Linked DNA regions of Mus musculus: regions 1, 2 and 4 are each linked to region 3. The links are chromatin loops, found by intact Hi-C in ENCODE. Cell type or tissue: left cerebral cortex. All regions are shown on one strand.

Region 1 (8,000 bases), 91 kb before region 3:
GATTGGGTTACCTCACTCAGGATGATATCCTCCAGATCCATCCATTTGCATAAGAATTTCATAAATTTATTATTTTTAATAGCTGAGTAGTATTGCTATACACATACATATGTATGTATAAGTATACACAAATATATAAATAAAGCCTGTAAAAGCAACCCCCCCCCACAAAAAAAACAACCCAAAGAACAAAAGCATTTGTGGATATAGCCCAGAGCTAGTGAATGCAGGCCCACCACCCCTGCTTCCATGGGGGTGGGGCAGGGATCAACACCAAGCAGAAGATTTGTATAGACACTTTGTCGAGAAAAGTATAGCTGAGTGACATGTGATCACACAGAAGATGCCTGGTACTATTCGCCATTAGGAAATAAATGTAGGCTTTATTCTTTTTATTCATTATTTAACAGTAATTAACAGTAATAACGCGGTAGCCTTTGTGGCATATTCAGACATATGTGTCATTAAACTTTGTTCTAAAACATTCACTTCCCCAGCTGCCCTCCCCCATGCTCTGCCCTCAGGCAGCTCCTTCCTTCCGGAAGATAGTGCCTCTTATTGAGAATCAAGGGTTCACTCTGCACCTCTGGAACAAATGAAATTAAGAGTTCAGTACACAGTGCTTTAAAGAATGGGACCCAGGCTCTAAGCAACACCTCTAGCACCGAGCAGTCATTCTGGAAGCCAGTTTGATTCTGTCGCAGAAAGCCAAAGGTACACTTACCCACCTTATCCCACTGTCTCATTTCTAGGTGAAATAGGAAAAAAAAAACGTTCACACAGAAACATTTTATGTAGATACACTTATAACAGCCCTAAGCTATTCAGATGGAAGGAATGAGTAGAGATGGCTCACCAGTTAAGAGTACTGGCTGCTTTTTCAGAGGACCTGAGTTCAGTTCCGGAGGTGAGGGGTGCACAGTCACCTGTAACTGCATCTCTAGAAGGACGGACGGACGGACGGACGGACACACACACACACACACACACACACAAGGGAGGTCAGGGAAGAGAAGGGAAACAGGAACGTAAAGGAAGACTAAGAAGAATGAATGTTTCTTAACGGGGCGGGGTGGGGGTAGGGCTGATAAACTATTGTAGAGTTACACCAATGGGGGCGGGAGGAGGGAGGGGGAGGGGAACATTAAGAAGAGAGGGAGGAGGGAGGAGTCCTTGCTAAGGGTAGGGACAAGCTAATTGATTGCTTGTGCCTTGGTGTAAAGTGCCTTTTTGCTTTTTCTGGCTGGGGTGTTTGGTAACTTTGAACTCAGTTAAGAAACAGTTAATATCTGTAAGAGATTGTGTTAGGGATGCCCACCTGAAGAAATAATTACCACAGTTCAGTACAAAAGTCCCTCCCGCCCTCCGCGATTCTCACATCCGGGAAAAGGTCTGCGGCTTCTGGGACCGGGGCGCTGGGACCTGTTCAGAGCCCGGAGCTTCGACAGGACCTGGGGATGGCGTTCGGCGTCGCCTTCATGTCGCTCGGCTCTAGCGACGTGGCACGGGAGGACAGCCCGGGCCTCGCCCTGCGCGGTCCCCGAGGCCCGGGCGCGCGGCGTGTGCGGGGCGAGCGGGCGGGCGCGGGAGGGACGCCGCAGCTCGGCTCCCGCAGGCGCCCATGGCCCCGCCGCGCCCGCCCCGCCTGCTGCCCGCGCTGCGCGCCCTGCTCTACTGGTCCCTGGTGTACGGCTACTGCGGGCTGTGCGCCTCCGTCCACCTGCTCAAACTTTTGTGGAGCATCGGTAGGGCGCCGGCGCAGACCTTCCGCCGGGCGGCCCGGGCCAACCCTCCGGCGTGCCTGAACGACCCCTCCTTAGGGACTCACTGCTACGTGCGCATCAAGGTGAAGGCCGACGCGGGCCTGGAGACAGGGGAGGGAGAGGGACGCGGGTGGGGAGCCCTGGAAGCCGCGGTGCCTAGGGCGCCGGGCCGATTGTTCCTAGATGCGTCCCGATGGCTGCGGGCACCCGGAGGACCCCAGGGGGAGGCAGGAGGGACCTGGCCAGGGGCTGTTCCGCGGGTCAGTATCATGGCTTTCCACTCTCTCCTTAACCTATGTGTGTGTGTGGAGGGGGGGAGGTGCGTGTTTCAGAACGTGAAATTTCTCTAACTGGATCCTCCTCCTGCTGAAGCAACTCAGAATAATTCTGCTCCCTCTCCTACTGCAAGGAGAAGCTATCTCCTGTTACCTTTTTTGCCTTTTAGGGCTCAGATCAGTTGCAGGATAATGCTCCTGGCGGTGCCCTGCTGTCCAGATTTTGAGATGGAGGGAGTGGACAGTTCTTTGGAAAGTCATTTCTAATCTCAGATGACCTAGGCAGCACTAAAGGATAAGAAATGGTTTGTGTTTGTGAGGAAGGAAGTAGGTGCAAAAAGTCAAAAATAGGAGAGAATGGAATACAAAGTAGGTACCCACTTCTTAATAAAGCTCCATTCTCTGTGCTTAAATAAAAGTGTCAACCGTGCCAACAGATTTTCATTGTCCGTCCTCGTCCAAGCTTCTGTCACAGCCCACAGACGGTCTATTTCCTGATGCCAGGTGGTGGAGTGATACAGTCTCTGTGATACGACCTACAGTCTGACTCACAAGCCTTTCAAAGGCAACATACAAGGAGATATTTGTGTTACTGAGTCCTGCCTGACGTTTAATCAGCAGCTAAACTCCCCAGCAACTGGGATTCAGAAAGGCAAAAGGAGCCTGAAACTGATGTGAGAATTAAGTATGTTCATGTTTCGAGAAGAAGGAGAGGAGGAGGAGGAGGAGGAGGAGGAAGAGAACCACAAAGAAAAAGAGAAGAAAACATAGGCCAACGGACCTATAACTTAGTATAATTTATAATTCATCATTATAATTATCAACCTGGCATATACCCAGTGCGATAAAATCTTTATTAAATCCAATCTGGTGGCCCTGGCATTTTATTCTTCCAAGACTCACCACCACTAAAATAATTTTTAAAAGATAACAGCCAAGTCACATTTGTTAATTCTGTCCAACTTAAGGATGAAACACAGCTTATGACTCTTCCTGGATTCCTCAGAATTACTCTCTTTTCCCCTCAAAAGCAGAAGGAAGAAATAGTGGTGACTCTAGTCACCTGTATACTTCATTCCTCTTAACTTGTTTATTTAGTGACGCCGGGGGACACATTGGTCATGCCAGGCGAGTGCTCTGCCACTGAGCTACATCCTTAGCCCGCTCATGACTCCCATGACCTTCATGACTTATGTGACTTACTTGGACCTCATTTAGGGGAAGGGACGGCAGTGCTGGGGACTGAAGCTCGGGTCTCATGCTTGAAAGGCAAATGCTCTGCCACTGCTCTGCAACCTCAGCCCTTGGGCCTTGTTTTCTTAGTAAGGTGGTGGAATCAAGGGCAATGACACGCCAGAGACAGAGTCCATGGCCAGCTTTGACTTGTGCTGTCTTCCCCTCATACTTGCAGGGATTTAGCTTTTCTCTCTTCCTTTCTTGTCTATGCTCCCATATCCTTGATGTCTGCAGCATTCTTCTCTTGTTCCCAGTCCTTTCCTTTTCTGGGGTTAGTCATCTCCCAAATGTGGCGTGAAGTCTTGGGCACTGATATAGTCCACTGTTAGAAACACAGATGTGACAGAGGGAGCAGGCAGGAAAGGAGAGCGTATATGAAACACTCAGATCGCAGTGTGGGAAGGAGATGCCTAAAAATAAGAGAAGGGGGTGTGAATTACATAAGTGATACTGCAGCTCTTGACAGGCAACTGAGGAAAAAAAATATGTGAGATACACTTTGCAACATTGAAATTCAGATCAGAATTATTTATGTATCCTGCAGGGGATAAAACGTCACACCTCACAAAGACGAAAGCTACATTGTAACATTGCTCCAGAAGCTCAAAATATATACACAGACCTTGTAACAGAGCAAGTAAGGGGTATTCCAAAGGGAATACCCACAAAGGTGAATTAGTCCCTTTATTCTATTGATAATATGTTGTTAATATTTATTTCTTGATATTAAAGTAATTCAAGCGAGAATGTTTTTAGTAACAGGGAAATACTAAATGTCTTAGTTTGATGTTGCCTGCTATCACATACTCCATACTCTTCCACTTTCAGGACTCCGGGTTAAGATTTCACTATGTTGCTGCTGGAGAAAGGGGCAAACCGCTCATGCTGCTGCTTCATGGATTTCCAGAATTCTGGTAAATTTACCAACTAACTTGTTTCTTTCGCATTAACACTTAAGATTCTGGCTCAGTTCATTTGATGCTGCTGTAAAGGAATAGAGTTTGTTGTTGTTGTTGTTGGTGGTGGTGGTGGTGTTTTTGTTATTGTTGTTATTGTTTGTTTGTTTGTTTTATTTTGGTTTTTGCTTAGTTCTGGAGGCTGGGAGGTCCAAGATCAAGATCCGATGTGGGCTGCCATGTTGAATGATCTTATGATAGAGGGTGGAAAGGCAAGAAAGCAACAGAGGGTAAATTAGAGGTTACTCCCATGAGGTCAGATCTAACTCTATTATGACCACGGTTAAATGTCATAGTTTTACAGGGGCAAACATTCTAAATGTAGAACTTATCATGGAATCCCTTTCTCAAAACGGCAGGCAGATCATTTCACAGGGTGAAATCTCCTGAATGTCCCTGAAGTCACAGCAATAGTTTTGCTCCTAATCTAAAAACATACATACATATACAACCACCCTAATTTTTGGAGATCAGCTGTTGCTGTGTAGCCCAGCCTAGCTGTCTTAGTTTGGGTTTTGTTGCTGTGAAGAGACACCATGACCAAGCAACTCTTATATAAAGGACATTTCATTGGGGCTGGCTTACAGTTTCAGAGGTTTAATCCATTAGCATCATGGTGGGAAGCATGGCAGAGTCCAGGTAAACATAGTGTTGGAGGAGCTGCAGACCACAGAAAAAAACTGTGTGTCACCCTGAGCTTAGCCCCAAAGCCCACCGTCAGAGTGACACACTTCCTCCAGTGAGGCCACATCTCCTAATAGTGCCACTCCCTATGGCCAAACTTTCAAACACAAGAGTGTATACGCCATACTATTCAAACCACCATACTGGCCTTGAACTCATACCCAAGCTCTCCAGTCTCCCAAGTGCTAGGCTTACAGGTGTGCACCACCATCCCTAACTATGCTTTTTCCTCTGAAGATTAAAAAAGTCTAAAGTTTCAATTTTCTGAAATTTCAAGTTATAAATTGAGTCAGGGAAAGAGCTGAAGCAGAAACCCTGACTTCCAGTCAGTGGTAGACTGCTACCCGGAACCGTAAGATGAAATAAACTATTTCCTCCCCAAGTGCTACGGTCCAGATGTTTTATCACAATGCAGGATAGTCAAATAGAAGAAGGACCCTATGTATCACTCAACAACATTTCTGCAGAGATGCTGTGAGAGTAGAATCAAATTACCTTCGTATCACCCCAGCCAGTACTCCAAATCTGTCCCTTAGGGGCCTGGGAAGATGTCACTGGGTAAAGCAGCCACTGCTCAGGTATTCGAGCCGGGCGATCCAGCATCACTCTGGTCTCTGCAGGTGCCTGCACATACATTGCAGACAACCACACAGACACAAAACTAAAGAAAAGTAAAAAGAACACAGTAATTTTTAAAATCCAGAAGCACCATATAGTAATGTGCTGTGTAGATTTAGCACTGTTACCCGAGACAGCTGAGAAGCAGCAATCTATGTACTTACTATCAGGGCAATAGTTAATGCATGCTATCACACGGGACACGAAAGCAATAGGATTCTACATCTGCCAGGGACACAAAAGCAATAGGATTCTACATCTGCCGCCTTAAATCCAGAGGAAGTGTTAGAGAAGATAACACATCTGTGGGAACTTTAGCTAAATCAGCCCAAAATATGGCTGTTTGTCAAAGGATTTTTTTTCTCTCTCCCTCTACCTCAATTTGCATCTCTTTTAAAAATATTTCAAGCTGACCCAGGCAATTTCTGTGAGTTGCCTCCATCTCCAGCTGCCTGGGATGCTTGTGTAAACACTCCCAGGCAGAGACTCACTCAGAGGCTCCTCATCCTGAGCTCAGCACAAAGGAGGCAGTGGTGTCACCTTTTCAGAGGAGGACAGACAGGATGCCCAACACCGCAGTGTCCTGCCTGGGAAACCAGGATCCTGAAATATGCTAACAGAAATGATAAGGGAAGAGGTTGTCTTGGTGTTTGCTTTTCTGCATGATCTCTGCTATTGTCTGAAACGGTCAGAAAAGCTAGGCGTGCTGGCAGCACATGTCTGTGTTCCCAGCATGGCGAGGCCAAGACAAAGGAGCCTGAGGCCAGTTGGGTTTACATAGCAGTACCAGACTTGAGCTGCTAACAAGATCTCATTTCAGGAAAACAACAAAACCACTGCCAACAAAACAACAACAAACAAAACAAAACAACCCCCCCCCCAAGGGTATGAAAATAGTCTTGTTTCAGTGTGGTAAGGGTTGTTTCTGTGATGTGCGACAGGGACAATGTTTTGTTACTGCAGCCATTTCTGTTTTAGTTTATGGCTGAAATGTGAGTCAAATATGTTACTATGTATGTATTCCAAAAAAAAGGATATTTACAGTTATTCTTTACAGACTGGGAGGAGCTGAGTAGGTGCTTTCTGTGCAAGCACAAAACCCTGAGTTCAAGCTCCAGGACCCATGTAAAAGAGCCAGGCATGACACTTAAAACCTCAGCTATGTGGAGGCAGGCGCACACAGGTCACAGGGTTCAAGGTCGTCCATTCCAGCTAGTGGGAGACCCTGTCTCCAAGCAAACAAACCAAGGTAGCAGCTGCAGAAATGGCTCAGCAGTTCAGAGCACTTGCTGCTCTTGCAGAGGACCTGAGTTAAGTTCCCAGCACACACATCAGAGAGTTCATAACCACTTGTAACTCCAGCTCTAAGGGATCTAAAACTCTCTTCTGGACTCTACAGATACCTGAACTCATATGCACGTGCCCCTACACACACACACACACACACACACACACACTTAAAAGTAAATCTTTAAGCTGTATGTATACATGTATGCATGTAGGTATATATGTATATGCAATGCATATATATATGTATATATGTACTTACACACACACACATATATATACATATGTGTGTGTGTGTGTGTGTGTGTGTGTGTGTGTGTATGCAAGTATGCATGAATACTTGTGGAATGGATGAGACAGGTGGTTGGGTCCAACAAAAATGTGAATGTGTTAATGTGTAAATGAGAATGTTAATGAAAATGTAAATGTGTGTATGAATGTTTCTGTGTCTATGCATATTTGCTTGGGTAAAAGTTTTCCTTCTTAGAACAAGTGTGACTTTCTTTTCCTGGTTCAATAAAAGTTAATCACTCCAAGCCTCCCTCTCACCTGGCCATTGAGAGGTGAGGGTTCTCAGCAAGAGAGAAAGGAGCCTTAGCAATAATTCCTCTACTGATACACACACACACACACACACACACACACACACACCCGTCAGTCATATGTTACTGATTCAGCCATTTGCTTAAGCAGTCTGCCGAACTGAAGGCATGTGGGCATGGGGCATGCTCCAGGGCCCTGGAGTGTGCCCAGTCACATTAGGGAGATGCTCCAGTCCCAGAAGTTCTGAGGGAAAAAATCCAACTTCCAAATTTAGGTTGGGGAATTGATCTCGCTGGGACCTCCAAATGTTAATTCAACAGATGAGAGGTAAAAGACTACCAACAAAAATCATGGCCAAATTAATTAAAACAGCTTTTTCTGTTATTTGTGTACATGGGCTATCTCCCCCTAAGGTGAGGTTCAAGAGATTAGTATTGGACATGGGGAAGATAAAGGGTTTTATAGCTCAGAAGTAGAGAGTTTCCAAACGGGGATTTGGCAGGCAACTAAGGGGGCGTAACAGGAGCAGAATATAAACATAATAAGTTGGCCATAACAACCACCTGAAACAAAGACATGGTGCAAGGTGGTCATAGCAAAGTAAACATGACAAGGTGATCACATCAAGTCTTTTAAAC
Region 2 (8,000 bases), 59 kb before region 3:
TAAACTGATGATATCTGCGGGTGCCCTTCAACTACCCATGGAAGCTGGCTTGGTGGAATTTACAAAAATCAGTCAGAAATTGAAATTAGATTGGGACAACATCCACAAGCACTTGGACCAATATGCTTCGTTTGCGGTCTCCTCAAAAGGAGGCAAGATTGGAATTGAAGCATTCTCACGTTATTTAAAACTCCCAATTTCAGAGCCCTTGAGACAGCTTTTCTCTCTCTTTGACAGGAATCAGGATGGCACCATAGACTTCCGAGAGTATGTGATAGGTCTAACTGTCCTGTGCAACCCATCCAATACGGAGAAGATTCTGCAAATGTCATTTAAACTTTTTGATCTTGATGAGGATGGTTATGTAACAGAACGGGAGTTGACAACTATGCTTCAGGCAGCTTTCGGAGTGCCAGACCTAGATGTTTCCACACTCTTCCAGCAGATGGCTGGCAAGGATTCAGATCAGGTTTCATACAGAACTTTTCGGAGGTTTGCCCTGAAGCATCCAGCATATGCCAAATTATTTCATTCATACATAGATCTCCAGGCAGCCTATATATACTCATTACCAAGAGAAGTATAAACATTTCCCTAATATTAAGATGTTCAAGGCATCCTTGGAAACAGGAAAAGAACTTTTAGGTGGAAATGATGAACTAAATAAAAATTATCCTTTGAGGAAAAACTCAGTGGTTTTTACTCTAAGTAACATGGATACTGTCTTGGAAAAAGCAACTTGGGTAAGGGCTTCCATCTTTGAGGAAAGCCAGGCCAAGCACTCAAGCAGAAGTAGAGATGGGGACCATGGAGGGGTGCTGCTTACTGGCTTGCTCCCCGTGGCTCACTCAGCATACTTATACAATCCAGGACCATTTGCCCAGGGAAGGCACCATTCACTATGAGCTAAGCCCTCTCACATCAGTATTCAAGAAAATGTACCACTGACTTGTCCACAGGCTGGTCTGATGGAGACAATTCTTCAGTTGTGGTCCTTTCTTCTCAAATGGCCCTAGCTTGTGTCATGTTGACAGAAACTAATACACACAGATATTATATGTAAAATATGCTTGAGGAATTATAATGCCTTTCCCTCCCTTAAGATAATGTTCATTGGGCACAATGGCATATGCCTGTATTCCCATCCACCCAGTAAATAAGAAGCAGAAACAAGGCTTTACAACCAAGCAAACAGACTTAGACTTAAAAAGATTTACAGCTTGCGTTGGGGTTTTCCTTTTCATTGATAATAAACTGTCCTCAAGCTCCTGTTTTCATTCTTAAATTATTTTAACATGAAATTAAGAACTCCAAGAAGGGGGCCCTGGTTTTCCAGGTATTATATAGTGGCTCTCTACTGGGACTCCCTAGGATTTCTGAGAGAATGGATGGGTATCCAGGAGGAGGGAAGCCTGTGAGCTGCAATAGCCTAGAAACTAGCACAGTGCAGGAAGAGGGGTTGTGGGGGGTGAGTAGGACTCGGAGGCCAGTATGGATACTGACATTTATACCAGGTGCTTGTGAATAGGGAACTGTAGGAGCCTGGATGGATTTTGATCTGCTGATAGGGATCCCACAGATGTATGTCAATAGAGAACTATACCACTTCTACCAGAGGCAATGGAAATGACTCCTTTTTGGCTTACAAGGAATCTAGTTCACAACTTCCTGAGAAATATTTAATCTAAGTGACAGAAATATTTCTACAATCCAGCTTGAGCTGAACTTAGACTCAATTTTGGACCAAGCCAGGGGCCTGACCTTATGGGGTGTTTTAGGGTACCCTTTGGACCTGACAATACATAATGGAAATTTACTTAGCTGTAAAGAAAAAAATGTAATGACGTAATTTGCATGTAAATGCATGGAATTGGGAAAATATATATGGAGGTAACTTGGGTGCAGAAATAAGAACACTTTATAAATGGATGGCATGGCATGGTTAAGGGGAAGGTTTTATTACAGAAATGTGGGAGAGAACAGCTAGAGGCATCTGGAAGAGTCTAGAGCAGGGGGAGGGGTAGGCTGAACATGATCAGCAGACTGAAACTGGGCTTGAGAGAAGCAGGAACAACAGAGATAGATAGATAGATGACTGAGATAGATAGATGATAGAGAGATTGATAGATAGGAAGGAGAGCAGAGGGAAGGAAGTAGGAAAGAAGAGGGTGGGGGAAAGCAGGGGTGGGGTGGGGGGAGAGCATAGCCAAAATAGCAGGGTAAGCCCATGAGCTGGAGACATTTACTGTTGTGGAGGAGGTAAGAAGGGCAGCATGTTGACACGAACTCTGAAATATGTAACAGGTACTTGTGATAATGAGGGAGCCTGGAGGCCAACATGAACTTTGGTATGCTAACACACACCACAAATGGCTTCACAAGTTCCCGAGGAATGCTGGACTTTTGTCTAACCACCAGAATTTGGAGAGATGGAATTTCATTTGGGCCTGACATATCGCACATTTGCATTAATAAAAGCAGATCCTAGCTTGGAGTCTTTAGAGCCACACGCTCGACTTAGAATAGTATAAAAGCCTTACAATTTAAGGACTATTGGGGTGGGGAAGCCCTCAAAAAAATGGCAGATAACTTAATAGTTGTGATATGAAACCAGATGGGGCAGTGGAGTTAGGCATGAAAACAGGAAGCTGTGAATCATGAGAGGGTTAACCTTCACTTTTTTTTTTTTTTTTTTTGGTTTTTCGAGACAGGGTTTCTGTGTAGCCCCGGCTGTCCTGGAACTCACTTTTTAGACCAGGCTGGCCTCGAACTCAGAAATCTGCCTGCCTCTGCCTCCCAAGTGCTGGGATCAAAGGCGTGTGCCACCACGCCTGGCCCTTCACATTTTCTTAATCCAAATCATTTATTCCTCAAAGCTAAGTAGGTGTAATGAGCACAGTAAAACAAAACAAAACAAAACAAAACAAAAAAACATGCATTTTAGATTTGTAAAAATAGCTTAGCCAGGAATTCCACTGAACTCAAGGCTGCACCTGATAACCAAAACCTAGTGGCACCACTTAGATAATTAGACACAGCCCTAGAATCCCGTTGACGCCAGTAGATAGAATGTAAACAGAGATTAAGAGTCTGCCCTGTGGCTGGAGAGTCTCTCCCAGGATCCTGACCCTTAATCAAAGACTGTTAGAGTCGTCTGATACAGGCTGACTCCATGACAGGCTTCAAATTGGCAGTCCAGGAGACTAGGCCTAAGAACTGGGCAAATCCAGGCAAGCCCAGGCAAGTCAGTTACTAGAAAAAAACCCTGGCTTTAGGCAGCTGGTCAGAAACTGCCCTGCCATCAGAAGCTGTCCTGCCACCTGGCCTGAAGCAAGGGCAAAGGGTCAACAACAGTTTCCATCCCCCACACCCTGGTAACGGAATATTCTTAGAGATGGAGCAAGATGAAGGTTATCTATCCCAGAATCCCCTAATGTGCTTAAATCAGGCCTGCGAGCTCACTTGATTGTCTCTGTCTTGGTAATGGGAGACCCCAGCATGCTGGACTTCTGTAGAATAAAACACTCTTTGTGTTTACATACTATTTGAGTCCTAGGTATCATTCCTTGGCGAATCATGGACCCTTATATAACCTTCAGCTAAGATACATCACCCAGTTAAGCAGCCTTAGGGAGATGGCCTTGGGACCATAGGAATTTAGGGCATGAACCTTATGTGATGACCCTCGGCATACTAAAATATAACTTGTGCTATACCAACTATGCCTATCTACCTCCTTGCTCAGGACATTAATACTCACTACTGGAAAACTCTTGTGATCCCATCCCCCACCTTACCCCCAACCCCCATCTTTCATAAAGAGGGCAGAGGATGCAGACACCCCAGAAAGAACACATACAAATTCTTCTCACATTGATTTCAAGTCACTTCTCCATAACACTCATTAAACGGTTGACTTAACACCAACCAGTAAGAAGAAAGAACAGATTACAGCTCTGGGGACCTTCCCTTCAGGTCAGTTAGGAGGGCGCAAACAGGCCAATGTAAACAGAGCGAGTGCGCCTGCGCAGCAGCGCCCGGTCACGTGGCTACGGGCTTTGAGTCCTAGGCGCGCGGTGCCTGGTCCGCAGCATTTAGGGACCGGCTGCAAACTAGGTGGGGGCGGGAATTTTCCTTCCGGGGCGGATTCGGCTGCGCGCTGTTGGGCTCGGGAACGCCCCCGTACCGGTCCAGCGCGGCCTGGCACCGGGGTTCTGCGGCCGACATGGCCCACTGTGGAGCGGGAGGTGCGGCCCCGGTGGCCCTTCTGAGTTCCCCGGGGCATGGCAGGAAGGGGCTGCCCAGGAAGGGGCCCGGGGAGCGGCGCCGGCTGAAGGCGGCGGTGTCGGAGCAGCTCAGCCGCGACGTGCTCAGGTAGGAGGCGGGAGCAGCGCTGCTCACTCCCTCCCCGCCTCGCTGCAGTCTCGCTGGGCGCCTCCCTCCCAAGGAGGCTCAGCCCGACCCAAGGAACCGGTGTCTAGGCACTCAGAAGGAGGACAAAAATTAGACCTACACGATGCGTTGCAACCAGTGTTTCTAAGGTTCACACACCGGCAGTGGCTGTTGCTGAGTTCGGGCTGCGTCCAGACCCTGAAACACATACCATGTCTTTAAAAAGTTGGAAGAAAAATTATTCAATTAGGAAAACGAGTGTTTTCTTGACATGAAGGACCGAACCGTGTGCCTTTAACGGGGCAGCTCAGGGTCACAGCTACCATTAATTCCTCTATGCTCTTAGCAGGGAAGGCATAATTCTGACAGGTGGGCAAGATGAACCCGGCCATCAACTAGTGGGGGAAACACATACTGCTGTACTGAAAATAATTCTGGCAATAGCTCTGCTGTGCAAACCTCCCATCCACCCAAGTGGTCAGACTTGCAGACTCCTGTCTCTATTTAAATTGTTCAAAGTGCAGACTGGGGCTGGAACTCGATTTAAAGATGACGGCATATATGAAAATGCATCTCCTAAGGTGTGTATATAAGTTAGTAAAAATTTACTCAAGGCCAGCTCTTCCTTAGGCATTAATTAGCCATACGCAGACCTGTGATAAGTGCGGGAGTGATTTCTTACTGGGAATGCGTATTCTTTCTATAATAGTGTGGGTGATGAGAACCAAACCCAGGCCCTCTGCAAGAGCAATGCTGCTAACCTCTGGATCATTTCTCTCTTATTGCACAATACTTTCGTTTGCTTATTTGGGTTTCGTTGTTTTGTTTTTTGGGTTGTTTTTTCTCAATGTAGCCCAGACTGTTCAGGAACTCACTCTCTAGACCAGGATCACAGATCAGCCTGCCTCTGCCTGTCATTAGAGGCATCTGCCACCACACCTGGCTTTATTCTACAAATCTTACTGTGAACAACTGTGGAAATTTGGGGATCTTCACGTTGAGCTCATATGTTTATCGGGAAAAAAAGCTGAGGTCCTCTTCTTCATAGTCTTCATAGTCTCATTAATAAAATGATTTTAAAAACAGAGTCAATAGGCAAGCTACATGTCTTATCAGCTGCCTGGAAGCATGGGGAAGAGAAAGCCGTGCCTTTTATATCAGGTCTAAGAAAGCTGGTAGGCTACCCAGTGGAGAACAGCTGCTGTGTGATGTGTGAGCTACTTCCAAAGAACAGTGAGAAAGTCCAGAGTGTATGGGCCAGTGTCTAAAAGAAAAGGATAGAAAGGAAAAGAAAACCTTATGCTTTGAGTTAGGACTCAGAAAAGCAGGCAGGTTTCTGTTGTTAGAGGAGCCCATTTGCCAGTGGTGACTACTCAGACACAGTTTCTAGCCAATTGAAAGTATTTGTTCCTATTGGCTGGGACCTAAGTGTACTCCCAAGCATTTAGGTGAGGGGCTTTTAAAGCCACTTCCCCTGTATTGTGCAGCTGCAGGGGGAATTTTGCACAAGCAAACACTGTAACAGAACTTGAGCAGTTAACTGGAGGGGAGGTCTGCACAGTAGGCAGTTTAACAAAAAAGCTAAATTGGCTGGAATCTGTTGACCTTGGATTCCTACAATAGAGTTGGTTAACTTTTTTGTGGGATTCTCTATCAAGGAAACCAAATGTTAGTTAAACCTGAAATGGCCTCAGCAAGAATATGAGATGGAGGAGCCTCTGCGCTGTCTTGCGCTGTCACAATGTCATCATGCTGCAAGTGGCTGCACTGAAGGATGGGCTTCTGGGGAGGAAAAGTATATTATCTCAATATTCCTTCTGGGGGTTGTGCATTCTTAAAGGTACCACTTGCTACCTGGATTATCATACAATTTCTCCACAGAAGTTACCTTGCTTAACTAGCACATGAAGCTAATGTCAGCTTAGTATACAATCCAGTTCAGATGAGATTAAAGTATTGAGATTTATGATAAAAAGCCAAGGTCATATAAGTAGATTTGAGCCTGTCCTGGTTAGTTTTATGTTAATCCGACACAAGCTAGAGTCATAGGAAAGAAACTCAATTGAGAAAATGCCTCTCCAAGATCCAGCTGTAAACATTTTCTTAATTATTGTTTGGGGAGGGTCCCGCCCATTGAGGGTGGTGCCACCCCGGGCTGGTGGTCCTGCACTCTATAAGAAAGGCTGAGCAAGGCAGCAAGCAGTTCCCTTCTGTGGCCTATGCATCAGCTCCTGCCTCCAGGTTCCTGTCCTGATTGAGTTCCTGTGCTCACTGCTTTTTAGTCCATAGAACTGAGTAAAATAAACCCCCTTTCTTCCCCAAGTTGCTTTGGTCGTGGTGTTTCACCACAGCAATATTAGTCCTAACTAAGGCAGATTGTTTTATCTTGAAGATATTTGTGGTTATGGCAGACAAAATGACAGAATGTGAAGGTAGATAGGTTAAGACTGTAGATTATAATAGGGCATTCTTGTGTACTTAAATATTTGGGATGGATTCTGAGGGTAGTTCAGAGAACTGTTGGTGTTTCTAAAAAAACAAACAAAACAAAACAAAACAAAAACCAACCAACCAAACAAGAAATAGAATTAACATTGAGATCTTGACTTTGGGAAAAGAGAAATTAGAAACAAACAAGCCAGGTAAGAGATTTTATGGTAGCTGAGGGCTACATGCTGGCAGTGGAAATGGAAAAGTTACAGGTTTGTTGAGTGAATATATGTGGGCGAGCCGAGACAGGGAAGAACAGGAAACAGCTCCAAATCCTAGGACAGTTGAAAAAGAAGTATATATGAGTATTCGGGAGGCTGTATCCTGACGACAACTAGACGTGCATCTGAAGAGATGAGCTGAAGAGAGCTCAGACAAGCAAGTACAGATGAAGGATTGGTGGCATCACCAGAGCCCAGGTTATCTATCCAGACCAGAGATTGTTCACCTTCACTCCTACATCCAGCCAACGCCAGTTACTACCCACACGTGTTTTCATTTCCTCCTCTCTGCCATCATGGACCCCACCTAGCTCAGGCTCCTGGCATCATCTGTTTGTACTGTAAGGTGGTTTGTCCTCCTCGCTTCAAGTCCCGCTTTACCCAGCTAACGGCTGATAATTTGCCTGTTAGTTGGCTCTCCTCTTCTAGGGTCTGTATACGTTCTTTGCCTCTTTTTCACCTTCATGTCTGCAACTGCAGAGTCAGATAGGAGGATGTGGGGTTCGGCTTTAAAAGCCCCTTGCTCTTTCCCACACCCAATCTGCACACCCCCCCCCCCCCCCCCCCCGTGGATCAGTTGGTTTGCCTTTCGGAGCGAAGCCAGGAGCTCCCTTTCCCGTTGTTTTTGTAACCGATGCTTAAACGTCTTTAAAGATCACACTTAGTAAATGTATTTTTCAATTTGATCTTTTTTTTTTTTTTTTTTTTTTTTTACTTAGTCACTTTACATCCCACCCAGTGCCTCCTTCCCAGTCACACCCTCCAACAATCATTCCCCTCAACTACCCCGCTTCTTCTCTGAGCTGGTTGGGGCCTTCTGCTTATACCCACATGCTGACACTTCAAATCTCTGCAAGGCTAGGTGCTTCCAATCCCAGCAAGGCCAGACAAGGCAGC
Region 3 (8,000 bases):
GTTAGAATCACCACACAATCCAGGTCATGACCAAAACCAGCTTAGGGGGGGAACCCTTCCATACATCACTCCATCACAGTCAGGGCAGGAACCCAAGACAGGAGCTGATGCAGAGAGGTGTCATGGAGGAGAACTGCTTACTGGCTTGCTCCCTGTGGCCTGTTCAGCCTGCCTTCTTACAGCAGCAGGAAGAACTTCCAACCCAAAGGTGGCATTTCTCATACAAGTTGAGCTGGGCCCTCCCACACAGTTACCAATCAAGAAAGTATACCATAGGCATATCTGATCTGGGAATTTTCTCAATTAAGTTTTCCTTTTCCTTCTGTATTCTCTTGTGGCCTTCAAGCCATATCATCACTTATAAAGGCTGCTTAAGCCTCTCTGTCTGTCTGTCTGTCTGTCTGTCTTTCCCTCTCTATCTTCCTTCCCCCACTTTGTCTCTCTCCCTCTCCCCCTCCCTCTGTTCTTCCCTCTCTCACTTCCTTTTCCCCCTCTTCTCTCTCTCTCTTCTCTCTCTCTCTCTCTTCTCTCTCTCCTCTCTCTCTCTCTCTCTTCCCCCCTCCCCCCGCTTCTCTTTTTGTCTCATACACTCCTAATCAGCCCCGTCTCTCTGACTAAGCATGGGTAGTAACGTGAGACCATGTTACACAGAGGGTGAATGCAGGGGAAGCTGGGAAATGACATGAAGTGCCGCTCATGTCATCTAAATGTTGTGTCTCAGCCAACGAAGGGCCTTGTCACCTACTGTTTTGTATTGGCTTTCTGCATTATTGCGTAGTTACTCCTGTTCATGAAGGGAGTTACTCCAGCTGTAATTTGGTTCAGTAGAAACATTATTTACTACACCAGTGGTACCCATAAGTCATGTATGGTTCATATGTCACATGTTATTTTTGTGAAATTTAGTATAAGACAGGTACTGTTATCTCAATTTCACAGAAAAAAACAGGCTGGATGTAAATGACAAGGTAAAGCAGATTTAAAATACATTGCTGCCATTCTAAGATATTTAGATGTTTAGGGTCATGTCAGTTTTATTTATAATCTAGCACCATCTGCCCAGGGGTGGCACTGCCTAAAGTAAGGAGGGCCTTCCCGATCAGTCATTAATTAAGAAGATAGCCATAGGCCAATCTGGTGGAGAGACTTTCTCAGTTGAGTTTTCTTCTTTCCAGATGACTCTCGCTTGTGTCAGGTTAACAAAAACAAAAACAGAACAATAATAGCAAAACAAACGAAGGACAACTAACAAGGGCAACTACCCAGGGCAGTGTCTCCTCATAATACCTTATATTCACTTTGAGTTTTGAATCGTATTACCCTGAATTAAAATTTTGTGTTTGGTCTAGAAGTATTACATTTTTACTTTGTACTTGAAGGTATTTAACATTTAGGGTTCATCAAATATTCAGATCAGTATGGAAGGAGTCTGTACCATCTGTTATCACTTTAGCATGTCCATATTTTAGTTTCCTAATAGATTCCAAGCTAGGCTATCTACTATACTCAATCTTACTGCCACTGAACATACCAGTGTATATATAGTAAGCAGTAGGGAGCACCTGCCAGACTTGCTTGCATAGCTACATGCGGCTGGCTCCACAAGTAACAGAAGAGCACAGCAGGTTATTCCCCCAGCCTCAGTGAGTACAGCTGCTCAGGACGCCATCACAGGAGGAAAACGAGAGCTGAGGATGGCTCCACAGTCCAGGCAGCAGCTCTTCTTCAGAGGACCCAGGTTCAGTTCCCAGTGCAGCATATCAGTTCACAGCCATCTGTCACTCCAGTCTGGGGGTTCTGATGCCCTCTTCTGGTCTCCAAGGGCACTACATGTTGTGATGGAGACTCATACATGAAGGCAAAATAGCCATACATATAAAACAAGAATAAATAAGTAAAAAGCGTGTGTGTGCGCGTGTTGCCTGTGATGATCAGAAGGCAGTGCCAGAGCCTTTGGAACTGGAGTTATGGGTATTTATGAACCACCATATGGGTGCTGAACTAAGTCCTTTGCAAGAGGAACAAGTGCCCTTAACTACTGGATTTTTTTTTTTCCAACCTAGCAGAGTATGTTTATTCTGTTAAGACAATTGAAACGATATGCATTTTAATGAATTATTGTTAAAAGTAATAAAAAGTTTAAGGTTTAAGGGTTTAATGTAAAATACCATAAAAATCTATTATATAACCTCAGAATCTGGTCATAGTAGAAATCCAGTAATCATAAAGTTTCTGTATTAACCCAGTAGTCGTAGGCCCTGCAGTCCAGCAGTGAGCAAAAGCAGACATTGAACATACATATGTTATGTTCATATTTGAATAATTTTGTTTGAGTTAAGAGCTTAAAGGAGAGAAATAGGTTCAGAAAGAATGTGGTGTCTGTGTAAGGATCAGGACTTAACCAAGAAAATACCTTGGTTAAGTTCTCAATGTTTCAGAGAAGGTCCAAGCTAAGTATTCAGTCTTCCATTTTATTGCTGTGCGAGAAACCCATCCCACAGCTGAATAGCTCAGAACCATAATCTGTCATTTCTACAACTGAGCTGACGGTCTGACCCTCCTGCTGATATTCTCTAAGATGACTCCTGTTGCTACAAGGGGCAGGCAGCTGAGCTGCTGCTGGGCTCACTATGCAGTCCTCTGTTTGATTTGTCTAGAAAGTTATTTTATGAATAATAATACCAGCTAATTTTTCCAAGTATTTCTAACATTCTAGAATCATGGGAATGCTGCTTTTCTTCTAATGGAAAGTGACAGGCTGATCATGGGTTTACCCAGAGTAAAGTGGACAGAAGCAGCCCTGTCGATGGCATCCCAGCTCCAAGAAGAGTGTGTGACATTTATTGTTGAAAACTTCTCTCAGATCATTGAGAGTGAGAACTTCACTCTTCTCTTGCAGGTACTGTGTCTAGAGTGTATGCTCTGGTCGGCCCTGTCTTTGTGTTTTGGTTTTAATTGCATAAGCATTTTTAAAGTCAGGTTGCCTCTGATTAAATTATTCTGGCTTGAGTAACCTCCACAGCAGATGGCAGATTTGGAGCAGTGGTGGACAGGGTGCTGTGGCTCACAGAGGAGAGGCAGGAGGGACAGGCTGAGTGCCCTGGCAAGGCACAGTGTACCTTGGGCCAGCTGGAGCCCTCAGTCACCATGGCTACACTTTAGAGGCCCATGTTGTAAAGATAGTGCTTCTTGAAAACTCCATCTTAATAAGGAGCCACTTTCTCTAGAATTAGTTACTGAGTAAAGATGCTGTCTTTATTTCCTGGTTCTATTATCATGGCTGTATTCGCTTTTGAGAACCCTGTGCACACATATGTGTGTGGTGTGCCTCTGTGTGTGTGCGTGTATTATGCATGTGTGTGGGTCTGTGTGTGTGTGTGTGTATGTGTATGTACATGTGTGTGCATGGAGTGGGGAGTGATCATGCCCATGCAGTTTTTCAAGCAGATACGGAAGGCGACTACAGTTTCAGGTGATGCTACGTAGCCACCATGGCAGCTGCGCTGCTGTCACACTAAACACTAACATTTCTCGTGTGTTTTACATCTCTTTCATTAAGTGTCAAACTCTGTGTTTTGTAGTCACAAGCAATGAGCAGCACAGCTCATCTGTTGGACAAAATTTTTAAAGCAATTGAAGACAATATTACCGCTGAAAATAGTTGCTCTCTCCTTATGGCTCTGGACACGTTACTGAATTCTGAAAGCACAAAGGAAATGGTACTGAATGCAGCAAAACTCATTAACATATGTAATATTGGAAATGTTTAAGATTTTCAGTTGTACATGCAGTTTTAAATGTCACACAGGTCATTGAAATTAGGTACTAGACACCTTGGGCTTGATACAGCTTTTTATATATATTTGGAATATTTACTAATAAAATTTTTATCAGTTATGTTTGCCTTCAAATTAGCATTTAATAAAGGTTTAGAATTTGGCAATTTGGCTCCTTAATTCTAAGCATAGCTTGGGACTTAGCAATATTATCTCACACAATGCAACTTTGGTATTTTTCTCTGATAATTACAGTAAATTGTATGTATAAGGTGTATATTTTAGTGTCTTTAATAATTAATGTTTTTATGGCATTAGTAATTTCTTTTTTTCAAAATAAATCTTATTTTTTAAATTACATTGAGTAAGAAAAATAAAAATGTAAATATCATTTATTTTTAAATGCAGTTAATCAGTGACAATAAGATAATCATGAATTATTGGCATTTTTTATTCTACAAGAATGATAAAATGTTTCATTAGATTTATTATTATTACATAGAGTATTTGACCTTGCAATGTCATAGTTGATATGAAAAGGTTTAGGAAGGTGTTCATAAAAACCCCATTGATGTTTTAACATGTAGTTTAGAGTAGCATCTAGCTTCCTGTTCACTATAAAACCCTGTTAATGAGTAAGCCTGCATAAATAGCATGTACTCAGTGATCTTAGAAATGTAACTGATGACATCATTGATGTAGCTTAGGAGTAAGTAGATTCGGGAAGGAATAATGACTGGTTGCTATGACAATGTGGCTCACCAGCTGCTGATTTGTTGCTGGAACACAGGGCTTTACGTGCAGGATCCAAGCTGTGCGTGGTAAGCTGTGGGCCTTCCTGGTACAGTCTTTCTATGCTGTTCGTCACACAGGAAGCTGGAAACTGATGCACTTAGATGATCAGCAGAAAATTCAAGTAGGTATGTTGTTCTTCGAGGTTTTTATCCTCAGATGATGGTCTTTGTGAGAGCAGATAGTTTGAAGGCATTCTGAATGCTAGTTAATTAGCATTTGCGAGCTTCTGTTCAGCAATGGAGTGCTTCCCAAAACTAGCGATGTGTTAGGCAGCTTGGAGAAACCATGTTTTGTGTGCTGTTCTTAGAAAATGAAACTTATTTCTTTTGCATGTAATTATCAATTTTTAATCCTTCTATATATTAGCTACAATATTCTAGCCACATTTGCTTAAAAAAATAAATACAAGCATCTTTGTGGGAGCTTGAAGTGAAAGGGCACAATTTCTACAGTCAGACCTGGAAGCTTACTTTCTCCCTGGAAGGTGTATTTTACTGAAGCTTTCCATCTTTCTCACAAGAACCTTCCCTTGTGCTTCTGCCGAGATTAGATGGCTTTATTTCACAATTGATTGGTTCAGGGATGCACTGTGTGCTATTGCGGAGGGTCCCTCAGGAGCCAAACAGTGATCTCTGACATTTCATAGAAGCAGATTGAAACATTAGCATTAAACAGAAGATGTCTGTCTGTCAGAAAGGGTGTGTGCTTTAAAATGTTGAAATAGAATTCTGAGGGTGTGGAGCTAAAATGGCTCCGTGACTATTTTTAGGTTAAAGCAGGTGCCTCAGAAATAACCGCCACGTTCAGCAGTTCCACTTTTTATATTTTATGTAACAAACATTTTAGTGCTCTAAAACATGGAATGCAAGGAGGACAAATTATACCTCAGGTTTGTCAAATTCTTAAGTGATATAGTCATGGTTAGACCTGCTTTATAAAGCAACTAGATGTAATAAATTTAAACAAGAGTTTTCAAGGATATTCCCTTATTCGTGTAATACAAATCATCGATCTTTAGAGACTGAACACTTTCCTGGTTGCAGACACAGCTTTCCTTCCACAGTCTGAGGTGAAGAAGCAAAGGTCAGCATCCCTTCAGCAGGCGTCCTTTGAGCTTGCTTCTGATTGGCAGCAAACTTTGTTTTTCTCCTTTTTAGAGGAATTCACAACAAAGTTGAGTTCCAGTGTTCTGTAATCTCTCATAGTAGCAATTAGAAACCCATATGCTTGCACATGCTTACACACCTGGACAAACTGCCAGTGTGGTGCGGTTAGGCATTGTACTTCCCTGTTGTTAGGCTGCATTAGGGTAATTCTCAAATTACAAGCATGTTGACCTGTAAGGAGTCCTGACCTGTGCGTAGTTACTGCCTTGGGTCACCTTTGTTCTAACATTCTGAGGTTCTTACTGTGGTCCTGACTGGATAATTTTTATTAATTTCTGTGTGTTATTATGCCGTCATCTGACTGCTGCAAATCAGTCCTTGCTGTCTCCAGGGTTGCTTGCTCTGCCGGGCAGCATGTATCCATGGAACAGAGACTGGAGAAGCAGTTTGATAGCTGCTTTACTAAATACATGGATATTTGAGAAATGATATGTGCAAATAAATTCCTTCTTCAAAGTAAACCGTCAAGCACTGTAAGCCCTGAAACTCTGAGCTAGACTAGACCCGAGTCACATTATTTCATCTTTCTGGTGCCGTTCCAGTTCTAGTTTTAAAAGGACAAACATGAGCCTCTCAGTAATTCCCAGGTAAACCTGACTTACAAAGTGAGTTTTTACTTAGCTCAGTAGGAATGAGACGACTTGCACGATTGCTTCCTGCTTTATGTTTAGGGAGGACAACATCTGTTTCTCTTCTCTTTCTACAATCCCAAAATCAATTGTAAAACCAGAAAATATGTTTAATTTCAGCAGAGTATACCTAGAGTAATTGGATATTTTTCATATTAAATTTATATATAAAATATTGTCTTGACATTTAGAAACTAAATAAAACTGGTTATTTAAAAATTTACAGCTTGTAAAAATTCCAGCTTTTTTAAACGAACATTTTTTTAAATGTTACATTTTCATTTATGAGCTTTAAGAACATGAACTTTTCTGGACCAGAGTAAGATTGAAGTATCTTTATTTTAAAATGTGATGGTAAATAGTTTGTGCTGCTTTGGATTCAAGTGGTTTGTTTGTTTGTTTATTTTTAAATTTCTATCAAAATATAGCATTTTCTCCTAGCTTTCTATTATCCTGCACTTCTTTGCTAATAATTATGTTTCTTATATTTTTTTGTTTGTTTATAGCTGCACTTGACAAAGGTGATGACCGCAGACTTGGCAGGAAGCCTGTGCTCACCAGCTCTCAGGTACACTTCCAGCACGGCGCAGGTGCCAATGAGAACACGATGCAAATATATTATTCTACAATGCAAAATTCATGTTTATTAGTTGAAGCTATTTTTAAGAGGAAATAACAACTGAGCATTTAATATATACATTTTAAATGATGTGACTGTCCCAAATTCATTTGGCATAGGAAATATATGCCTTTTTAATTTCCTTGAAGTTCTTTTTGGCAGATAACGTATTGGCACTGTTCCAATAAGTGAGGAATTGTTAAGACATCTAGGATTCAGTTTGGTGCCTGCTTTTAGTCAGCCAGCCTTGTCACAAGAGAAGGCTCATTGTTCCAGGTTTCTCTTTGCAGGGTAAAAAGAAGCAAGTGGTGTTAAGAGCACAGTGTGCTTTATTTTTGTATTCATTTGGTATACTTTCATATAGTGTTAAAAGTAGTCAAGTACTTATAATTAGTAATTATAGCGGTAATGCCCTGGGCTTGAGGGCATGGGGTCAGACATATAAAAAGACTGCCTCCCAGTGACTGCAACATGACAAGCTTCCCAGGGGTCTAGAGAGCCACTGTGCAATAAAGCGATAGAGTAACGTGACTGCACTCCATTCTTAAAAAGAGTAACATGTGTATTCTGCTATTTTTCCTTTTAAAAAAAATATTTGATGACTTTATTATAGTGTGAAATATATTTTCTTCCTTCCAAGTGTTATTATATGGCTATTCATGTCATCAAAATATGTAAGTACAAAATTATACTAATCTATGCATAGTCTAATGATATTGTGGACTCAATTATTCAATGTTCTGATTTAGAATGTAAAGAACAGATTGCCCTTGAAAGTTTGGCAGAGAATCCTGTTTCCTCCCTCCTTATCGCCCACTAGCTAGGAACTACAACTTCTGCAGCCAGGACATAGCTCTCTTGGCTTAGAACAGGAGGCATCAAGCCCTCCATATTTCTGATTGGAAACCCAGACAATGGAGAATTTTGTCATTTTTCTGGAGTGTTTCAGAGTCCTCTTGTGCATCATGTCCTGAGCCCTTACACCATCTAACATCTAATAAAGTGAGAGTCATGG
Region 4 (8,000 bases), 49 kb before region 3:
CACATAAAAATAATGATGCAATGACAGAAATGCTGTAATAGAGGTGTGGACCTTGTATAATGGGACTGAGAGAGGAGCCATTAGCCTGCCCTTAGGGGAGTCAGTGTCTCAGGCAGCTTGCCAAGCTTTCACTGTAATGGATATCTTTCCCAGTACATGGTCCTCCCATGGTCCATCGGTGTGATTGCCAATTATATCCTGCAACACAGAAATCCTCCGAGAACCCATACCTTGATGATACTGGTGATTTGGCATAGTGAAATAAAGTATTTTAAGTAGGTAGAGAGAAGAAATACATAGTACGAAGAAGCGAATGAATAGATTATGTTTTCTGTTATTTTCTATTTTTCAGTTTATGTAGACATGTAATCAGTGGGCTTTGCCATAACTATGCATATACACTAGGGATTCAAATGGGTTACGTCCCGAGCCTGTCGTTTAATGATAGATGAGAACATGATTGATTCCTTTGGGTGGGAATGAGAAAGGGCAAAACAGGTGTCACGTCCTTGACATCCAAGGCTGCATTTTAGACTTTGTCATTAACAGAACAAAGTTACTAGTTTCTTTCTTTTCTTTCCTTTTCTTTTCTTTTCTTTTCTTTTCTTTTCTTTTCTGTTTTTTGTTTGTTTGTTTGTTTTGTTTTGTTTTTGTTTTTCAAGACAGGGTTTCTCTGTGTAGCCCAGGCTGTCCTGGAACTCACTCTTTAGACCAGGCTGACCTCAAACTCAGAAATCCACCTGCCTCTGCCTCCCAAGTGCTGGGATTACAGGCATGCGCCACCACTGCCCCGCTGTTACTAGTTACTAATCTGGATTGTCTGATGTTGTGTCTGGTTTGTTGTGTTGACTGTTTACAGTTTTGGTTGAGTTTTAGTATGATTTTTGAACAATTAGTTCATTAATAAAACTTAAGAAGGTACATTTTTAAAGAAAAATCAATGTTAGCAGCTGTCTTAGGGTTTCTCTTGCTGCAGTGGAACACCATGACCAAAAAGCAAGTTGGGAACAAAAGGGTTTATTGAGCTTACACTTTCCACATTGCTGTCCCTCACTGAAGGAAATCAGGACAGGAAATCAAACAGGGAAGGAGCCTGGAGGCAGGAGCTGATGCAGAGGCTGTGGAGGGTGTTGTTTCCTGGCTTTCTGCCCATGACTTGCTCAGCCTGCTTTCTTGTAGAGCCCAGGACCACAGCCCAGAGATGGCACCACTCACAATGGAATGGGCCCTCCCCCATCAATCACTAAGAAAATGCCTTACAGCTGGATCTTATGGAGGCATTTTCTCAATTGAGGGTCCTTCTTTCAGATGACTCTAGTATGTGTCAAGTTGACATAAAACTAGCCAGGACAGGGCAGAAAATACGTTTTATTACTAGAATGAAGAAAATATTTTAAATGTTTTTACTTCTTTCATAAATCCTCTTTGTTTTGACTGCATTTCTAAGTATGCAGGTTGTTTTAAACATGTTACCTGTTTTTAGCATCACTAATCCAACTGTAACCTTTTTCCCTAACAGGCTTTTAAGGGAGGAAATCCACACAGACACCATTCTTTCTGTCAGTGGCTCGCTGTTCAAAGTGCACAAGGCAGTCTTGTTAGCCAGAGCTCCTGGCTTTCATTCCCATATCATTGAACACACATCAAGTGACCTAACAAATGAGCTTGTTCCTGTGGATGGTGTTGAAGCTTCAGAATTTAAAGCATTTTTACAGTAAGTGCCTCATCTTACATTCAACTATGATAAACAGTTGACTTTTTAAAAATGCATGTGCATATTCTCATTATGTCCATACTCTAGTCAAATCTTTCCATTTAAATGGCTTTGTTAATATTTGAGGCTTTGTATTGGCAAACTCAAGACTGATGCACTGCTGGATGTGGTTTATATGCCTATGAGTCAGCATCAGAAGGCTGAGGCAGGAGGATCACAAGTTTGAGGCCAGTCTGGATTGCATACAAAGACTCTGTCATGAATGAATGCTTGAAGAATGAGGTCTTGTCTCAAATGAATAAATAAATGAATAAGAACTTGATCCTGGTGCATGCCTTCAGTCCCAGCACTTGGGAGGCAGATCCATGCAGACCTCTGTGAGTTTGAGGCCAGCCTGGTCTACTGAATGAGTACCAGAAAGCAGAGGGGAAAGGAAAAAACCAGTCCTGAGGGAGAAGTGAATTCTGCATTTCCTGGTAGTTTCCTTTTCTACCCACCTCCTTCTCTTCCCCCCTCCTCTCTGGCCCCCTCCCTCACTCCCTCCCCCCTCTCCTCAGCTCTCCTGCACACACCAGCAGACCAGCTTTGCTGTGGAGGTTCTTCCCTTCTACCATGTGGGTTCCAGATACCAAACAGGTTGTCAGGTTTGATGGTAGGCGCCTTTTTCCACCTCTATTTTGCTGTTGGCTCTTCATTTTAAGCTCTAACAATTGCTTTGTTTTTGTTGTTTCTAATGTGAAGCACCTATACTTTAAACACATTGTAACTATAATTTATTTAAATTTATTTATTTATTTATTTATTTATTTATGGTATAGCTAGCTAGCTTGTCATTGAGTTCAAATATCAACTTAAAAATGTATGCCTTTCCCCTGGCACAGCACAGTTGTGGTAAGGACAGGCTTGGTAGTCAAGCTGAATCTACCACATCTAACTCTATGAACTTGTACTGACCACTTATATTTACTCCTTATCCAAAAAGTACATATACTGAAATACTCCTCATTGAATCATCTTAAACCTAAAGGAGATAATTATAATGCCCTTAACACGGTGGTCTGGCACAAAATTTAATGGATATTATTCACAGCAGTAGACACTGTAAAATACAGCTGTGGACTGTACATTTAAAAGAAAATCCTGGGAAGCCAGGCATGGTGGTGCATGCATTTAATCCCAGCACTTGGGAGGCAGATCCAGGCAGATCTCTGAGTTCAAGGCCAGACTGGTCTACTGAATGACTACTGGTCTACTGAAAGGACAGCTAGGGCTACACAGAGAAACTATGTTCCCAGGAGGTGGGGGGGGGGGGGAAGAAAGAAAGCAAGGGGGGAGGGAAGAGAGGAACAAATGAACTGGATGGAAGGATGGATAGAGGAATTTTAATCCAGCAATTTGGCTGCTCTGTTAAGGGATTACATCCAAAGACCTTCTAGGTCTATATGATCTAGCTGGAATTCAGACACCCCTAGATTACAGTGTTATCTGTCTAGAATTAGTCATGCCCTTAGTACATACCTCTAATCTTTAACAATGAAGGTAAGGTTAGTTTGTAGAAGGAAACAGCGGAGTTTGAAAGTGATGTCTAGTTGAGGGACAGATAGAATCAGAGAAAGGTTTGACAGCATGAGTCAGAGATAGGATATGCCCAGCTCTCACAAGAACAGCACAGGAAAGAGAGGCTACTAGAGACAAGTGGGGGTGGGGAACACACACACACACACACACACACACACACACACACACACACACAGAGAGAGAGAGAGACAGAGAGACAGACAGACAGACAGACAGACAGAATGGTGTGTGTAGCAGTTTTACCAGGATAGTTGTACAGAGACAGGTTGCAGAGACCAAGCTAGACACAGATGAAGACAGAACGAGCCAGGGAATGAGGAGCCAGAAGATTAGAACAGATTGCCAAAGGTAGTATGAGGCCAAGCATAGCAATTCAGTGAGAAGCCAAGAGAAGCTGCATTTAATTAGTCATCCTGGAAGATTAGATTGTACAGAGGCTAGAAGCTTCCAGGACTAGACCCAGGATAGTTAGAGAAAGAAGCGCTCTGGGCTCAGCCCAAGCTGTGTATTTGCACAGCTTGGGTACGGCTCTTATCCCATCATCTGAGACAACAAGTCAGAGATAAAAGTGACATTCACAAGGAAGGAAGGAAGAAGGGAAAGGCCTGAGAGTAGGCCAGAGCTTACGCAACAGGGAAACAGAGAGATCACATTAATATTAACTTTTATTTGCCATCATTAAAAGTGATAGGGAAGGGAACTGTAGCGGGGGCTCAGTGGTTTAGAGCACTTGTTGCTCATGCAGAGGAACTGGGTTCAATTCTAAGCATATACATGGTGGCTCACAACCATCCTAACTAGTTCCAGGGGATCTATTACCCTCTTCTGACTTCCATAGGTACCAGGCACCCACATGGTATACAGGCACACATGCAGACAAAACATTCATACATTTAAAATAATATAGTTAAATATATTTTTTTAAAAAGGGATAGCGAGGGCTGGTGAGATGGCTCAGTGGGTAAGAGCACCCGACTGCTCTTCCGAAGGTCCGAAGTTCAAATCCCAGCAACCACATGGTGGCTCACAACCACCCATAATGAGATCTGACGCCCTCTTCTGTAGCTGTCTGAAGACAGCTACAGTGTACTTACATATAATAAATAAATAAATAAATAAATCTTTAAAAAAAAAAAAAAAAAAAAAGGGATAGCGAATAGGCAAGCTGTGGTGGGACACACCTTTAATCCCAGTACTGTGGGTCAGAGGCACGTAGATCTTTGTGAGTTTAAGGACAGTCTGCTCTGCATAGTGAGTTCTAGAATGACTCAGTGTATGGGGGTGTGAAGGAAGCTCTGCGCTTGAGGACAGGGCTGGAGGGAGACATCTGCCTTCTCCTGTGCATTGTCCTGTTGTATAATTGCTCTCAGCTTCAGTTTTCTCAGCTCGGATAAGGAAGCTAGAATAGCTGGTTCTGTGCTTTATCCCATAATCACACTCTGTTCATGCTAAGTAGTCATGGTGGGTCTGTGGTTATGCAAGCTCCTTGAACTTGGATTGTCTGACAATGTGTACTTCATGAGCCACCTCAGCTACTGCTTTGCATATAGAAAGCGCTTATGATGTGTCGCCTCTATTTGTTTTTTAGTAGATTACGTTGAAATTTGTCATTAACATAAAGCCTAAAGGGCATATTATAATAGAAAATGATTTAGATTTTTCATTCTTTCCTTTTATGTTTTCTATTTGATTTTGAGACGGCATCTCACTGTGTAGCCATGGCTGGCCTGGAGCTTGCTATGTAGATCAGGTTGGAGTCACACTCCCAGAGCTCCACCTGTCTCTGCCGACCAGTGCTGATGTTAAAGACACGCACCATCACAGCTGCCCTGATTCAGACTTTTTAAAGAAAAAATTTGGTAAGATAGCATTTTGAAGTTTTGTGACATGAAATGCAATCATCTGTAAGGCGCTTCACTTTATTCATGAAGCTACTGAAACTCTCTCCTGCATCCTGGACTCTGTAGTCTGTGGTGTGCACTCTGAGTATAAAACAAAGCTCTGAAACACTGACTCATCTGCCCTTTGGAAACCGGGCTTTTGAATCACCTTAAATTCAAGTTTACCTTAAGATCATAAAGCAATATTCAGTTTTCAAAGAAGATTTAACAGTGTGCTTAGTGTGAGAGTATGTGTACGCACGTGAAAGAAAAAGGACCTCAGAGTTCAGTTTGGCCTTAGTAACCTAGGACTGCTACCATAAAGTGTCAGTCGGCTCAGCACAGGCCCAGGACAGAAACTCCTCTTCTCTCTGCTACGGCTCTTGTTACTCAGGGTGGGAGTGGGTAGTAGATTATTCTTTAGCTGTGTTTTCTGCATGTTGGGTAGGTATTTAGTCCAGAGCTTTGTTCATGCTAAGCATACATTCTACCACTGAGATACAAACGCCAGCTATGTATTTATTTTAATTTATTAGTTTATTTATTGAGAGGCGATCTTGCTAAGTTGCCTAGTCTGTCTGTGAGCTCTTGGGCTCAGGTGGTCCTCTAGCCTGAGGTTACAGCAGCTGCCACTCAGCTGAAGCCATGTATCCTTAAAAATATTTCTGAGATTATAGTTACAACATTTAGCCATGTACTCTTGATGCTTTGATTTCTGGAGTCTCACTTAGTTTCTTACTATATCAGAGGAAAGATTGCCCCTTCCAGGGTTAGCTGATTCCTACATGTAGCAAATGACTTGCCTGTAAATACTTCTTTCATTTGTAAGCCATCCAGTCATGAGTCCATGTACACAGCCACATACCTTCTTTTTTCCAACGCTCTCTTCTAAACACCAGGCCAGGTAGCAGATGGTGAGAGATCAGCCCTTACTCACATGCCCGCCCACAATGATTCCTAATCCTGTTCAGGTGCCACCTCATCTTGCTCATTCCCTCCCACAGAAACCACAAGCAAGGCTTTTGTTTGTGCTTTCTCATTTCCCTCCCTCTTGACCAACTCTGGCTTTCCCAGATGGCCCTGTGCAGCATGCACATGAGTGTGCATGTACCTGTGTCTGCAGGGGCCAGAGGGGCAGCACAAGTTTTCCGATAGCGCTCCACCTTACTCGCTTCAGATGAAGTTCCTTACTAAATCAGAGGTTTGCCAGTTTGGCTAGGCTGGCTCCCCAGCAGACACCCAGGATGCAACTGTCTCCATCCCCCAATAGGTTAGAGGACTGTGCGCCATGCCGTCATTTTATGTGTGTTCTGGGAAGCTGAACCCAGATCCTCATGCTTGTGCGCAAGCGCTCTTGCCCACTGAGCCAGCTCCCAGCCCCTCTCGTCTTAAATCCTGCAAGTCCCCCTCCACTCTTACAGTCTCGCTTACAAATTACAACCATGCCAAGAGACCCAATCAGCCTCATATGTGGCTTTTGTCCTTCATTCTGTCTGCACAGTGAATAATACTGACTTTCTCTTGTCCAGCCACTCCCGATTTCCTGAAGTAAATCTTCACTGGTTGTGTTGTATAATCGTGTTCCTATGTTGCTGGGTGCAGTTAGCTGTCAGTTTGTTGATGTTTTCCTTCTCATTTCCTTCCTCTTTCCCTTCTCTTCCTTTTTTCCTTCCTCTTTCCCTTCTCTTCCTTTTTTCCTTCCTCTTTCCCTTCTCTTCCTTTTTTCCTTCCTCTTTCCCTTCTCTTCCTTTTTTCCTCCCCCCTTTCCTTCCTTCCTTTCTTTCTTTCTTTCTTTCTTTCTTTCTTTCTTTCTTTCTTTCTTTCTTTCTTTCTTTCTTCCTTCCTTCCTTCCTTCCTTCCTTCCTTCCTTCCTTCCTTCCTTCTTTTGAGACAGAATGTCTCTGTGCAATCCTGGCTGCACTGGAGCTTGCTGTGTAGACAGAGCTCCTCCTGCCTCTGCCTCCCCAGTGATGGGAAGGTGCGCTGCACTGTGCCCAGCTGAGGATGTTTTCTTATACTAATCATAAGAAGTGGCTAATTTTTTCTTTTCTTATGATTTTTTTTTTGGTCTTTTTTACCTTGTCTGCTTTAACCCAGTAATCCTGGATGTCAAAAGTTAGTTGGGACATGTTTTTCTTCTACATTTTTGTACATGAAAATTATGAAAGATTTAATTCTTAAAGAGTTTAGGAAAGTTGCCAGCCAGGCCATCTAGTCCTGGTTTTTTGTTTGTTTTTGTTTTGTTTTGTCTGCAGGGCCTTATACATGTTAAGCAGTTACCACATCCTCAACACCATATGCCCTGGATGTGGTGTTGCACAGCCATAACCCCAGCACGTGAGAGATGGAGGCCACTCTCTGCAGCATAGCGAGTTCAAAACCAGCGTGGGACACAGGAGTTTTGTCTCAGAGAAAAAGACCAAAAAAAAAAATCACCTTTATTTTAATTAATATTTTATATTTTGTCTTTTAGGATTGTATATTCATCAAACAAAAACATAAAAAACTATGAAGAGGAAATTGTTAAAAAACTGAAAGTGGGAAGCTTAATGCCAGAAAAGGGGCCAGACGTCAGCTTCCCGCGGTATAGAACTTCGTCTGACTGTTTTCTTGGGAAAGGTGAAATTCCAGAGGATATTACTGGTGGAGGTGACTGCTTTATTTCCAAGGGTGAGATGTTTGTTGGATTTTCATAAAACTTTACAGCCATGTGCTGAGATATATTCTGTAATAGCGAAGAGCATGTTGTGGAGCTGCTCTGCCAGGCCTTGATTGTTTAAGAGGCCTGGAAAGGGGAGGCCATACTGCAGTCACCTTCCCATTTCCCT

Evidence for each region. Hi-C counts contacts between places; a loop is a spot of excess contacts. Peaks named below come from ENCODE experiments on the same cell type or tissue, not always from the same donor. Only the 100,000 strongest peaks of a DNase experiment are listed, where the experiment ranks them.
Region 1: it touches region 3 in a loop (8-fold over the local background); 4 of 42 quality-filtered maps call a loop at or near these places.
Region 2: a loop joins it to region 3, with 4 times the contacts of the local background. A loop is called at or near these places in 3 of 42 quality-filtered maps.
Region 4: a loop joins it to region 3, with 4 times the contacts of the local background. A loop is called at or near these places in 3 of 42 quality-filtered maps.

What each region holds. Positions count from the first base shown.
Region 1 is chr5:107,401,930-107,409,929 of GRCm38, forward strand. Ephx4 (epoxide hydrolase 4) reads left to right here and starts at 1,584. Exons shown (of 7, transcript NM_001001804.2): 1 at 1,584-1,846; 2 at 4,103-4,188. The coding sequence starts at 1,622. It overlaps Gm17202 (a long non-coding RNA gene), which reads right to left. Exons shown (of 5, transcript XR_389494.4): 3 at 3,242-3,684. In left cerebral cortex, a CTCF peak has its summit at 3,828; DNase peaks (open chromatin) are centred at 588, 835, 1,362, 1,784 and 5 more places; H3K4me3 peaks cover 4,577 bases; H3K27ac peaks cover 6,253 bases.
Region 2 is chr5:107,433,772-107,441,771 of GRCm38, forward strand. Lpcat2b (lysophosphatidylcholine acyltransferase 2B) reads left to right here. Exons shown (of 2, transcript NM_027599.3): 2 at 1-1,268. The coding sequence ends at 586. It overlaps Btbd8 (BTB (POZ) domain containing 8), which reads left to right and starts at 4,159. Exons shown (of 18, transcript NM_001378266.2): 1 at 4,159-4,374. The coding sequence starts at 4,226. In left cerebral cortex, CTCF peaks have their summits at 422 (motif pointing right) and 4,795; DNase peaks (open chromatin) are centred at 429, 4,081, 4,382 and 4,798; H3K4me3 peaks cover 1,494 bases; H3K27ac peaks cover 1,757 bases.
Region 3 is chr5:107,493,155-107,501,154 of GRCm38, forward strand. It overlaps Btbd8 (BTB (POZ) domain containing 8), which reads left to right. Exons shown (of 18, transcript NM_001378266.2): 10 at 2,717-2,899; 11 at 3,582-3,719; 12 at 4,567-4,696; 13 at 6,873-6,934. Among named protein-coding and RNA genes, the nearest start is that of Gm33885, 26 kb to the left of the region's middle. In left cerebral cortex, a CTCF peak has its summit at 1,812 (motif pointing left); DNase peaks (open chromatin) are centred at 4,569, 5,307, 5,859, 6,204 and 1 more place; H3K4me3 peaks cover 3,722 bases; H3K27ac peaks cover 3,466 bases.
Region 4 is chr5:107,444,344-107,452,343 of GRCm38, forward strand. It overlaps Btbd8 (BTB (POZ) domain containing 8), which reads left to right. Exons shown (of 18, transcript NM_001378266.2): 2 at 1,520-1,714; 3 at 7,646-7,842. Among named protein-coding and RNA genes, the nearest start is that of Btbd8, 10 kb to the left of the region's middle. In left cerebral cortex, no CTCF peak of the experiment used is centred here; DNase peaks (open chromatin) are centred at 3,719, 4,647 and 6,123; H3K27ac peaks cover 2,629 bases.